2 separate regions of the Homo sapiens genome follow, and region 2 is linked to region 1. A link is a contact called in ENCODE Hi-C data. All regions are on one chromosome and are shown on one strand. Each heading gives the region's core, a stretch centred on a gene start or an enhancer-like site at or near the end of the contact. The rest is flanking DNA. Distances are from core to core; before and after follow the strand shown.

The links. A loop is a pair of places that touch in the nucleus more often than their neighbours do. Pooled maps may share reads with other maps.
Region 2: a loop to region 1 is called in a map of PC-3, with 18 times the contacts of the local background. The contact joins the enhancer-like site here to the promoter of FRMPD4 in region 1. A Hi-C loop is called at or near these places in 2 of 168 maps with a recorded cell type or tissue (PC-3 and sigmoid colon), 1 of 37 single-sample maps with no recorded cell type and 2 of 50 pooled maps.

The regions. Positions count from the first base shown.
Region 1 is chrX:12,134,570-12,141,642 of GRCh38, reverse strand. FRMPD4 (FERM and PDZ domain containing 4) reads right to left here and starts at 3,170. Exons shown (of 17, transcript NM_001368397.1): 1 at 2,631-3,170. The coding sequence starts at 2,671.
Region 2 is chrX:12,206,542-12,213,614 of GRCh38, reverse strand. All of the region lies in intron 1 of FRMPD4 (FERM and PDZ domain containing 4), which reads right to left. Among named protein-coding and RNA genes, the nearest start is that of FRMPD4, 72 kb to the right of the region's middle. Within about 2 kb of position 3,219, at least 4 of the 41 ENCODE cell types and tissues checked have a DNase peak (open chromatin) inside an H3K27ac peak, as active enhancers do; they include PC-3, where a contact is called at or near this core.

The DNA of each region.
Region 1 (7,073 bases), core at 1,921-4,420:
TGATGTAAAGGGTGCCAACTACTTACCAGCAATTCCAACACTTGGCAGCAATTTTTTTTTAATGGTACTGGGTTATTGAGGGGCACTGTCAATTCTGATTTTTCCCACGATTAAAAGGGTATAGATTCTGGAAACGAATAGTTAAATGTAGACACTCTAAAAAGTCAAAATATGCAGTTTATTTATTCCAGTGTCGAATAATATTCTCTTGGAATTCTCTGTAATTACACTGTCTTTACTCACAGATAGGACACTAAGCAAATATCACTTCCAAGATATGCCTTCTGAATTAACATTTAGAAGCTCAAGTTTGTAGGAACCAAAGGTAAGGCCAGGTACCCAGGGTAACTACATGTGTTTGCCTCTAAACCAAGAGAATTTTAAGCACTGAAGTAACCATGCTGATCAAAGCTAAATCCTTTAGGAAGATTATCCATTCTGAAATCAGGAAAATCCTGCAGTATAAGCACTTTCATACTTCACCTTTGAGAAAAGAACTTGCTTTCTGTAACAGTGTTTAAAACACATACAAGACTTTCTTCCTCCCAAGGCAGAAACAAGCAACTGCAAACATGTGTTTTTACATGCTGATGACCCTCTAAAGGTACTTCTATCTCAGCACGGGGACCATCCTCGGGCTCACACTAAAGAAAAAGAAGAATTCTATGGATGGAAGATTTCTTAATCGGCACATCAGCTCAGAACATTTGCACCTTCTGTCTTTAGAATAAACACTCTACTGGATCACATTAAGGATAGAAAGTGAAACTCACACTCATTTACTAAATTTTAAACTCTCTTTAAAATAAGATACCACTCTCCCCACAGCCTTGCTTGAGTTTTGCAAAAACTCAGATTTGTGAATATCATGTAGGCATCCTAGAATTTAGTAAAAAGAATATGAAACATCTTTTCACTGACACATGACACTGTCCTCTCCAAAGTTCCTAAGTTTAAGGACTAAATCGAGGCTCTAGATGTTTTGTTAAACTGTTTTTAGCATCTGAGGCCACCAAAAAGTATCCTGGTTACTTTGAACTATACTATTGGTTGAACTTCCCTTTCCCTTTAGCAGTATCTCTGTCCATCACACGGAGGGTACCACTTAGCCTCTAAACTTGCACACAGCTGCTTCCCAACCATGGTTCAATATTTGACAGCTGTTTAGAAACTAGCCCTAGGCAGAAGCATGCAGGAAGTTAATAGAATAGTGGTGTGAAGCAATGGCCCTCTATGAGATCAGCTTGAAAGCAAACAATTGGCCACACCACAATCATCCACTGCTTAACACATCAGTCTTCTGATCTGCAGGACAACACCTCTTCCTGAGCTGCTCTAAGACACAGGTATTTACCCATCAACTGCGTATCTCCAGTCTACTTAGAGTAAGCTGCACTGGGCCTTTCTGCCTGGGGAAATCTGCTAGTGGCATGAAGACTGACCCATGTTAGTAGAAAGGGAAGGTGGAGATGGGCAGGCAGAACAAAGACCTGTAGATGTCGGAGAGAATGGCAACATCCAAACAGAACCTTTCTGAAGTGGTCTAATGTAATTTAATAAAGCAAAGTCAACATACGTTTCTACCTCTGACTATTGGAAGCTGCTCATCCCTGCCTGATGCAATCAACACATCTCACTCTGACACTCAGGACTGAAGGAAAACCTGGGATTATTCTGTCCATATTGCAAGTAAGTTTTTAAGCTACATCCTGGAAAAACCCAACTGTCTACCTCCTACGTCCTGGTGGTAGCTGCTATAAAGAGCTCCAGGGGCAGAGAAGGTTGGGCATGGTTTTCTAAGACCACTCCTATTGGGCTCTTCCCAATTAATGCCACATAGCAAGCAGCACAAACCTTACTCTGTGGCTCAAACGAAGACTTTGGAAGCATAAGCAGGGCAGAAGACCTGGAGGAGTGCTCTGGCCAGGCAACACCTAGGCGGCCCAAGCGTGGAAATGTTCCTCTTTTATCAGTACTACCCAAAAATGTCTGAATCGATGATTTAGTTTTAGCTACTGTTTTAACAACATGGCCACTTAGAAGAAAATTTCTAAATCTTTCGAGGCTTAAGAATATAGTTACCCCCCCCCCAAAAAAAAAAAGGCTGAAAGTCTTTCTCTTCTATCTACATGACTTCGCCATCTAGGTTACCGTTGGGAGCACCTGGTCAATCTAGGAGCTGACTTTGTGGAGGTGTGGAGGTGTAATTTAGGAGTTGGGGGAAGGCGGCACTTTTGGTCTTTGCAGCTTGGAAGGCAGGCACCCAAGCTCCAAGCACTTCTGGGTTTCCCTAGCAGTAGCAATTACAACCATCTTCTCTTAGCCCTGAATTATACATGGGACCCCAAACACCGCTGGGGCTTTTCCTTAGGGAAAACAAACTGTCGTGAATGTCGGTGTGTTGGTGAGGGCATGTATGTACCTCTCTGTGTGTGGTCTACACCCGCCGCTACACAAGCCTCAGCAGCCAGTGAGAAATAAGTTGAACGTGGAAGCCCCCGGCCACTTCGTTTGTCTTAAGCCCCGTCGCGCTTTCCAGCTTTTGCCTCTACCCAGCCTCCCGAAAAATAAGGCACCAAGTTGCCCGCGGCAGCGGCCCTGGGTGCAAACGGAACCCGCGCAGCCCCTACCTCGAAAGCTTTGCAATCTTCACAAAGCTGAAGACATCCATGCAGGCAGCTGGGGACCCCCGAGCGCGACAACTCCGTCGCCCCTTCTCACGCCAGCAACAGCAGCCTCCGCAGCCCCATGGCCAAGACCTCAGTGCGCCCGGGGCTCGAGTCGCGGCGACAGCGGGTGGCGGCGGCGGCCGGAGAGAACCTGCACCTGGAGGCGGCGGCTGCTACCCCCCTCCGGCCGCGAGCTGCGTGTGCATCCCCGAGCAGGACCATTGATAGGCACCCGAGGCAGGAAAACTCAATGGAGAGGGAGCCAGGCAGGGCGCAAGAGGCGGGGGCGGGGAGCGCGGCCCGGGTCTCGCGCCCCGCCCCGTGCGCTCTAGCCCCGGGGACTGCCGGGCGTCCAGAGAAAGCGAGGCCTGGGCGAGAGGCGCTGCTCTGGCTTCCCGGCCCTCGGACCCTCGTGCCCCACGCACCGAGGAGCGCAGACGGAGCCGGGAGACGGCAGGCGAGCTGGGCACACGCGCACGCACCCCTCGCAGCACTGCAGCTGCCTCCCTGCCTCCTTCTCCAAGCCGAGTCCCTGCTCCTCTCCCCACCCCCACCCGCCCGGGGGGAGGGGGCACTCTCCTGTCACCCACTGCGTGTGCCTCTAGATCTGAAGGATCTGGTCTAACAGTCTATGGCACACTGGAGAACTGTGAACGCTACCCCTCCCTCCCCAAGCCGAAGGAGAGCCGTGCAACCGCAGGTTGCTCAAAGCCTCGGTTTGCTCCGTAAACAAAACTAGCGTTCGGAAGGAGCAGGGATGATTGAGGTTGGGTCGTTTGTCAAGGGGAAGGGAAGGGAGATGCCAGGCGCAGCGGGCTCGATTCGGGGAGCTCAGAGTTCCCACTGCTTCTCCCGAATCGCTGGGGCGAGACGTGACCACTGGGCTGGCTGGGAAGGTGTGTCTTTGGACAGCAGCACCGCGGGAGTGTCTGCCAAATAAGAACCGGAGGCATTTGCGGGTAGGGGGATGAACACAGCTGCTCCCTCCTCGAGGAGCATAGAGCGGAGGGTCCCAGGAGCCCGTGATGCGGAGGCTAATTCTAACCGGGCTCAGAATCTAAGGAAAGAGAAGGATTAGAATGGGGTCTGCCACGCAGAGCGAGCTGCTTTTGCACACTGAGCCTTGGGTGAAGGGAACAGGGAAGAAAAAAACAAAACAAAACAAAACCTTGCCGGAGAAGCAAAAACACAGAAACATAAACACTCACCTTAGGCAGAGTAAACTCCAAGTTGCAGCCATCTAGAACTCCTCCTAGCCTTCTCTTTTACATAATTACCTTGGATAATCAGCCCTGTTCATTAACTCAGTTCTACCTCCTGGGAGGCTCAGGCTTCATTGGGCCCCTTTTTCTTCTTCCTCTTGAAGTCTCAAGGCCTCTTCTCCACAATCCTTTAAAATTTCCCCCCAGACTGTGAAGGTCAGCTGGCCGCACTAAGTGTGTGCTCTCCCACCGGCAGCGTTCACCTGGCGGCAGGGCCACCGCAAAGAACAGAGAGCACCCCCAGAAATGTTGGAAGATCCAGCCAGTGTTCCAGTCTAGCTCTCCGAGGGGATTAAGAAAGAAATAGGTTTAAAGTTCCCACACTTCTGCTCCTCTCCTGGTCTGTTGTTATATTTAAAGTCTTCAGTATTCAAGCCTAGTACTAAAGCGTTTTTTTTAAGCATTTATTTCAAAAACTGAACATAAAATAAATAGCAATCTGCAAAATCTAAATGACTTAAAACTCAGGCATAAAATTACATGTTTTTGAATACATAGTTATCAGTTTTCCTGCAGCTTCTATTAAACAGGCTAGTTTAATTGCATGAACGCAGTTACTACTCAAGGATCGGAAGGGGCGAGAGGGACCTTGGCTTTTGAACTCTATTGTTTGTAAAATAATTATAGTTTGGGTCTGCACTGTGCTTTATAATTTTTAAAGCTTTTTTTTGCATTGGAGTCTCATCGCAACCTTTTCATATAAGGCAATATATTTAGAAATCTTTTATTTTTATGCCATAATCTATTCTCAACATACCAGACAAAAAGATGTTTTGTGTGTGTGTATGTGTGTGTGTGTGTGTGTGTGTGTGTGTGTGTGTTTTAACGTAGATCACATAAGGCTACTTGTCTGATCTAAAATATGTAAAAGCTCCCCATTGTCCGTCAAGCTAAAGTTGCGCTCCTGCAAGGGCCAACAGGACCCTAGATCCCGTATCCTTTGATCTTTCTTACCTCAACTATTACTGCCCACTTCCCTCTCCCGTTTTTCTCTGTCCCTCCTCATCCCCTACCCCGAGCCCCTCCTCTCTCACACACATACACTCACTGGGCTCCAGCAATTCTGGACTTCTTGCTATCCTTCAAACTCTACAGGTAATCTTCCCACCTTAGGCTCTTTGCAATGGTTGTTCCCTCAGCCTGGAATGCTCTTTCCTGGGATATCTGCATGGCCGGCTTCTCCACCCTGTCAAATGTATGCACCAATACCACTTCCAAAATGCCCCCTCTAGAAAGCCAATTTAAAATTGCAAAAGGTTCTCACACCCTGGACTCCGAGTCCCTATTAACTGTTTTATTCTTTTTTCTTGTTTCCATAGCATTTATCACCCACTAGCACACTATATAATTTATTTTTATCTTTAGGATTTCTTTTTTTTTTTTTTGGTCTGAATCTCCCACTGGAGCTCCACAAGGGCTGGGATCTTTGTTTTGTTTTGCTTTTGTTTTTCACTGATGGATCTCAAATGCCTAGACCACTTCCCCAGATGTAGAAAGAACTTAAGAAATATTTGTTGAACGAACAAATCATATGCCCATTGGATTCACAGCCAAACCAAAGCTGGCCAAGCATCCCCAGTGAGTACTGATCTGTGTATGACTTCGTGGCTTACATCTGTCTCTTTCCCCACCCATCCACTTCCCCAGCATCCTTCAACCTCCTTTGGACTGACTGTTAATGATGGCAACAAAGGCCTTCTTACATTCTCCAGTTATTTTCCCCCTTCACCTTTTCTACCTTTCCCCCAAAAGAGTGGCCACCGACACGTTCCCTCATCTCTGAGTCAACATCTGGCAGCACAAGACCAGCTCGTGATTGGGAAAAGGGGATAAAACAGTGCCTTTGGAGAATGTGTTTTGAAAAAGTGCTTCCTTCTGAGAAGAGAACAGTTGGGATGCTCTTTTTAAAAGGATTACCCTATTTATCAATAATTATTCCAGATACCAAATATCTAATTATTCAACAGTGAAAGTGACAGGAAATAGACATTGTGTTTACTTCTAGAGAGACAGCCTCCCTTGGAGACATCTGGTCTACCTGGAACAGCTTGCTGTTGGCCTTCTCCCTGTGCCAATTTGTGCGCTACGGTTATGAATGATGCAGATGCCATCTCTCCACAGCATAATAGCTACCAAGGGAAATGACTGACTTCTACAGGTCTTTACACACCTCTCATATAGTAATTATCTAGTATGTTTTCTAATGGATTGATATTGTTTTCTAAAGCAAAGAGATTCCACCCCTCCTCCTTTGTTTCTCATTAATACAACAATGGAAAAAGCTGCTCCCTTGAAACATGCTAACACAGAGTGTTTATATCTTTAAGCCATCTTGGCAGAAGGGCAGAGATTGGAGTAGTTGGTCTCTCAGCTCTGTCCCCTCTCTGTGCCAGGTGTGTGCTGCAGAGGTTAGGATAGGTTTGTCTAGCATGAACTAGATCTGCCTAAAACAAATAAAAGCCAAAAAAGTGGGATCCTGAGTACATATGTGGTTTTCTGAAGTTTTCTTATTAACCTGGATGATCTCTAAGGCCCCTTCTGGATCTTGTAGGGATTTACTAGTTGGAAACTGTATTATCCAACCTTGAGAATCTACTTAATTTGCTTTACTTAGGTTCAAGTGACATTTGGTCATTTCTGAAAACCAGACACACTTTCAAACACTGTTGAAAGTACTCATGAATAAAAGACTCAGGGTCACCAGATCCAGAGCAAGTCCTATAACTTCTCTGAGACTCAGTTTCCTCAGCTGTAAAATGGAAATAATACATCTTTACCTTACACAAAATGAGCACTTGAAGTTGGCACCAGTTTACAGTTGGCTACATATGAGTTGAGGCACATGAATATTAGCTCTAGAAGGATTTCCACAGCTGTCTGCAGCCTTGGCAGTACTGGTAGGAAAAGTTTCAGCCTGTAAGATGACTATTTAGGAGGCCCAACATTCGCTTGGATTAATCAGAGGTAGGCACTTTTGCCTAAAAATCAAACACTTTGTTGCCTGGGCAGTTACTAAAGCCCTAGGCTGTAGCATTTTTTATGCCCCGGGGGATTCTCAGGGGGAAGTGTGAGGAGCTTCATCATTCTTAAGGCCTTATCTAAAGCTGGTGTTAGGAATCTGCTATTGGGCCAGATGTTCCAT
Region 2 (7,073 bases), core at 1,970-4,469, 72 kb before region 1:
GAAAAACATACATCAGGCAAAAATGATTAAATGTCCATCAGTCATTAGGAACCTACAAACAAAAATTGAGCCACTCAAGTAAAGTGCTCTCAGGATATTAATGCTGCTTTTGGGGAAAGTATGTCTCAGCTTCTTCATAAGAAAATATTTTCCATAAATTTTAGATGTTTTCCACCCACCCACCCAACTTTCATGTGCAAAGAGACCAATTTAATCTGGCAGAAAACATTTATATTGTATAATTTTATTTTTAAGGCCAGTAAGAAGTGTCACCTAAAGTTATGGCTTTATTCTAGTTTTCAAAAGCATTAACGATAAGATAATTTGTTTTTATTAAATCTCTACTATGTGTCAAGCACTTGCATCTTTAAGGGGACCTTATCATGAAACAGAGATTTGGCAGTATATTCCATTCTGGAAGAAGACTGGCAAACATAAGCCAGAGCTCTAGAACCCGAGAAGTCAGAGCATGTTATCAAAACTGAGGCTCAGAAACACAGGGCCAAAGAAGAAACGCAGCTATAGCAATGCATGGCTGTCCCAGGACCAGATGGGTACTGGGTCTCAGAAAGAAATTAATGAGGGAGACTTGATCCAGAGCCTTAGGAGTGGAGTCTCAGAGTTATTTATGCTTTGGGGGTACAATTTACATGAAAGAAATCAAGGGTCCTTTGTTCTTACCCACAAACAGTCCAGACTTCTCAGAAGAAACCAACCAAAGAACTGATGCACAAAACAAGGCACCAAAAACATGTCACTGGGCTTTCTACCAAATTATGAAGAGAATTTTAAAATTCAATGGAATAGCATTAGAACTTCTTTAGGCCTGGGTGAAAGGTGCAGGATTTCATCACAAAAATAAAGAGAAGTTGAAAGCAATTATCAAATAATTGACAGCCATATGGTGGGTATGAATTTTTGACTCATTAACTTGAGTTCCCCTGAGGTTTGAAATCTGTCCCCTAAGAAAGTAGATTAGCTATACAGATTTGGCTGCAGGTTACAGGAATTTGAACAAGTTAGAAATGTATTCTTGTCTCACCTAGAAGTCTAGGCTGGTTGTCAACACCGCTCAGTTCTCAGAGAGGCATAAAGTTCCTGCAGTGCCCTGGAGCCCAGTCTCCTTCTAGCTTGTTGCTCTGCCATCCCCATGGTGCTGTTCCTAACTACAGAGCCAAGATGCTGCACCATTAGGTCCGCATTGCATTCGGAGGGAAAGAGGACAGAAATTAGTCATATGGCCACCTACCTACAAGAGAGTCTGGGAAATGTGCCCACCTAAAAGAAAAAAAAAAATCGAATGATTTTAAAATTCTAGAACAGGGGTCAATAAACTACAATTGACAGGCCAAAATCAGCCCACTGATCTTTTTTGTATGGCCAGAGGGTTAAAATTTTTTTTTTTACATTTTTAAATGGTTGTTTTCTTTTATAAAGGACAAATATGCAACAGAGAGCATATGTGGCTTGCAAAGCCTAAAATATTTACTGTTTGGCCTTTTACAGAAAAAGTCTGCCAGTGCCTATTATAGAGGAAGGGAAGGATGGCTGTGGGGAGGAACTGGAAGTTTCTGCCACAGTAATAAACATCTCAACACCCGGAATGTTTAGAATTAAGCCAACAATGGAAATAACATCAACTCACAGAATTAGTACTTTTGAGTTAATTTTATGAAGAATATATGTTATATAGGTGATTTAAGAAACTATACATTAGTTTTGCCATTTTAAGCTGAAAGGAATAAGAAAATTGATTGTATTTTTAAATATAATTGGAACATTTTTAAAAGCTTATTTGCTTTGTAAGTTTATTATATTTATAAGAGTACTTTTAAATGCTTGGAAAGCTTTGATTGTTTGCATACTGATTTGCCCTATCAGGTCACTGGAAGCACTTCAAAGGAAAATATACTATATTAAATGCATAATTGCAGTATAAAATATTTAAGGGTGTTTAACTACCTTTGAAAATGGGTATGATTATTTAAGTAGAATTTGTTTGACTTGAATTAATTAAATATTAGCCAAAGAAAACATGAAGGTAATTGTACTTATTTAACTACACTTAAAAATAGAATAATAAGATTTCCATACTGAACTTCAAAACACATGAAAAACTAGGATTTTTGCAAAGATAACTCTACTAAACTAAACATGCAGATAGAAGCCAACTTACTCTAAAGAATCCTTTCCATCTGCAGAGGTTTCCCTCAGACATCAAACAGCTCATTGGCTAGTAAACAGATCTATAAGCCAAGAGGAGTAAAAAGGAGGAGAGAATTTGGCAACTAAATCCGGGGAATCAGGAGACACATCCAAGTCTGAAGAAGATGCAAGCTGCTTTGCCCAACCTTACATACCACCATTTCTTGCCAGAGCTCCACATGGAGTTGCTTATGAAGGAAAATTCAGGTATTGAGAGGCTCAAGCAACCACCACTATCCAAGTCTTGATGGATTCAATCCCGTTAGTGAGAACTGCAAAAATGCCAGTCAGTCCAACTCTGTCATATTACATGGAGTTGTTGTCTCCTGAGTTTTTACTGAGATCGTAAAATAAATGCCAGAGCAATGAATAATCACCCACTGAATTCAAACACTGTTTCATTTTAACAAAAGTACCTTTCAGAGAGACATTCTATTTAGTTTTGTCACTTTGAAATTAGATCTGTGGGATTTTTAAAAAATGCCTAGTTTTGACATTTTAAAACCTTCATATTTCTGAAAGTTTAACATTTCGGTGTTTGATATTTTAAAATATAACTTACCATTCAATGTTGCCTCTTTAAATTTGGTGAATGTTAAGGCTGTCACTTTGTCTCATACATCTAAATTCAAACTGCAGGTTGTCTGGTTTTCTTTTCCCCTTTTTTAGTGTGTGTTGTCGGTGGGGGAGGCGGGGCAGTTTCCAGTATTAACACATGATGACTGTCTGTGGAGTCTCTGGAACATCAGACTCACTCACTGGGAGCACCGCCAAGCTACTTTCAAATGTAAGTTAAGAAGCTACTCCCCCTTTGTGTTTTGTACAAGATGAAGACACCCTTGTTCATCCTTTCTGTCTGGCCAGCCCCTCTAAGTCCACATCTCACCCTCCTCATCAGGGGAGATGCTGCTGAAGGCAGGTTCCCAGGAAAAGGAAGGCAGAACCACACCACCATCTGAGGGAAGATGTGTGACTCAGGCCGCTTCTAATTGGTTCATATTGGCTTGTGCTGGGCCACATGGGCCTGTGCTCATTCAAGCTGGCTTCTGCTGGCTCAAGCTAGTTTGTCAGACCTGTGTTCTTTCCCACTCTAATTCAACTGATTTTCCCCTTTGTACTGACTACTAGGAAGATTGGTTCCAATTCTGAACTGTGTATCATGCAGAAGCAGCTTGAGACACATGTTTGATGTATTAACACTTGGCTTCAGATCATCTTTCTTTTTGGTCTGCATTTCTTGTTGACTAACTTTTATTACTTACTTTACATGTTGTCTTATTGTTTTGTGCATGGATTTAGGAACAATTTTCAATCTTTTTCTTGAGTGAAGTAGGGTATACACAAAGTCACAGGGCAAATAATTACTCACAAATGTACCACCACAGAAAGAAAACCAAGCAACTATCACTTCAGTGGAACCTATGAAAAACGGCAATGGCTTTCATATTTTACAACAGCAACATCTGATACCGAGAAGGCTCACTTCATTTCTTGTAAGTGAAATGATTCTAAGAAATGACCAAATGAATATCCCTTTAAACTGGGTTCTCTTGTCAATTATTAACAGTTGAGAGCAATGAGAAAATGGAAGAGATACACCACTTGCCATAAATGAAAAGGGCTACTAGCAAGGATTTTTATCCTTGGAATTAAGAACACAATTGATAACTATGTGAAAGTTAGGAAACTTCTTCCCAGAAAAGTACTAACGTGTGCTGATAGATAAATGTATCCAAACACTTTAAAGAGACACACAGGACCCAACCACTCCCATGAACCAAGCCCATCTGCTGCACTGAAGCCCTTCACATACTACTGCAGGGCTTTTAAATGATAATCTGTAGATTTCAGTGAGGAGGTGTCCAACACTTTGCAGTGAAAAAAGATAAGTCTATGTAACGGATATATAAATAGATGTGGCTTTAAATATCTACAGTGCTTGCTCATAGAGGATTCCAGTTTCTCTTGATATTGCGGTTACCTAAATTAATTTTTGGTTCTGTAAAGTCATTTCTTTTATGAAGTAAAGATAGTACATATACTGGTTTTTGGTTCTGTTCTTTCAAATATGCAACATAAAGTTGGCAAACAAATTAGTGTTAATCTCAAAAACATACTTTTAAATATATTACTATTCTATGAAATACAAAAATGTAGGGATATCTGCTTTTAGTTTTATGAGACCTAAATTAAAACCACTTGTACTATATTGTAGCTATTTTAAAAATATTTTATGATTAACAATACTTAATTTATATATTGATTCAAGACGGACAGGACTAATTTATAAGAGGACTGAAAAAAATGATACTTCAATTTAAGAAGACAAAATTCCATTACAGGTTAATTATGTTGGATAATGTGATCGTTAATCTCACAAACAGTTTTTATGTTCAATAATTAAAATAAACAAATTAATCACCTTATTGAAAGCTAGCTTACTTCAGTTAGCTGATTCTAAATAAGGAAAACCACCCTACCAGAATAATTTATAATTGTTGTTGTAGTTTCTTCCAATTGATGCATAATTTTGCCAAAGATATCTCCAATTGAATTATTCCATAATTTTACTCTTTACGCTTTAGATATAGACAGTAAATGTAATGCATGATTGTATTTAATTGGAGGGCAGAATAGCTTAACTGAAATAATTTGTTCAAATATATTAAAAAATTACTAAGGTTCATTACTACTTTAATTTACTGTAAACATTTTATTATAGTATAGTAAGGTATTATATGCCTATTTTTATATGATTTAAAGGAGGAAGTCCAAGTTTATGGATTTAAATAAATTTACCTTTTAACAGTAATTAACAATCAGCTATGCAAAAACAATTCTATTTGGCATAAAGACATTGCAAAGGATACAAAAGTGAATAGGATACCAAAGATATCATCTTTATTTTTCTTTTGTAGGATTTCTAATTGGGATTTTTTTTTTTCAGGGTGCAGTGGTTTCTTCTCTCTCCCCTTATTCCCCATATTTTCACCCACTATATCCATTTTTTCCTAGAAACCTTCAAACACATTATAGTAGTCTTTATCTGCTAATACCAAAATCTGGATGACATGTGGTCTTCAGCTATTGACTTTTTTTTTTCCTTTTTTATGGAGACAAGGTCTTGATTTTCTACTTGATTATAGGTTATATTTGCCTGCCTGTTGCCTGTCTAGCAATTTATGATTATATGCTGGATATTATTGATAATACGTTGTATAGACTGTGAATTCTGCTCTGTTCCTCTGAAGAGTGTTGAATTTTGTCATGTCAGACCATTATATTACAAGTGGGTCACCTTAATTTTGTGGAGGCTTGGTTTTCAGGTTTTCTTACAATGGGTCTATTTTAGTTTTGCCATTATTTCAAGGATATAGTTATCATTCCTGGGACATGGTCCCTGCTTCTAATGCATAGCTACTCTGGGTTCCAAAGAAAATCTTGAATTGTTTGCCAAATCTTTATAACTTGGCAGGATTTGAACTCCAATCTCTGTCTTCCTAGAACCAGGAAGCTGGTATCACCTCTGCTCAGATCATTAACTTTCCAACTACTGCTTCCTTTTGTGTTCCTTGAAATCATACCTGCATGTGCATAGTTTAGGAGTCAACTAGGGATTTGTATGTAGATTTTAGGATTCTCCATTTCCAGGATTCCCCCTCCCGATTTCCAGAAGTTTTTGGTAGCCCTGAGCTCTAACCTCTGACTTCTTCACTTAATAAGAATGCCACCTTCTGCTTGAGCTCTATCTCAGTGTGCCACAACAAACTGGGAAGCACGCTCAGCAGAAAAACCAGTTAAGTGTGGATCCTGCCTGATGTGCTCCTCTTCTTTCAAGAGCCATATCCCTTATAGTTCTGGCTTGCTTTTACTACTTTCCAAGTAGCTTTCAAACAACGATTTTTACAGTTTATAATTTTTAATGTACAGTTATTATCAGCAAAATAGTCCAATAGTTAGCACAATACAAGCTATGCTGCCAATATTGGAATGAGAACCTTAGAGATTTGTTTCTGATTCAACGTTTCTTTTTAAAAAATTAAAAGAGTTCTCCCTTTTTCTATTTCACAGCTTTAGTTAAAATATTGAGAAATTTCTATCTAAAGAAAAGAGCATTGGGGCTTAATAGGTTTTAAAATAGAATATTCATAAAAAAAATTGTGAGGCATTTTTTTCTTGCCAAAAACAAAAAGTCTGAATTGTTTTATCTCTGCATATGGCATTATAGGTTTTGGCAATCCTACAAGGTATAGCTCTCTCCCTATCATGTAGATGTAGCTTCAAGAAAATGGAAACTCTGGTATGCTGTAATTTTTCTAATGAGAAATGACATATGACAGTAAAGGAAGATGCAGTAAGGTTTAAAAAACAACCAAAAAAATGCAAACCAATTGAAAAGGGATCATTATAAGAGTCTATTTCATATGGAAGGAAACAACAGTCTTTCCTTATTTGATAGCATATAAAACATTACTGTATAACAAAACAAGATTATGATATTTATAACAATATTTTTATCAGTCAAAAGTTCTAGTTGTGAGCAAAACAAACAGAATGTGGATAACACAAGCTCAAAAGGGATTAATTAAAGGATAATTTGTTGTTCATAAACATCATAAGAATCAGGGTTGGAGTCAATGCACCCAGGGTCAACATTTAAAATCACATCACAGATCAGGATAGTAAGGATATCACAGCTGCTACCACTGAGGACAGACACTGAAACTTGTACCACAGATACCACCAGTGCTGAACCTGAACTGCCTCTGTTAGCACTGCTGCATCTGAGACCTCTAAGACTAGGCGTGGTGGCTGCTGCCAATGTGACTCATCATAAGAATGGATTCTGGGTAGCCCCTGCTTCTCCA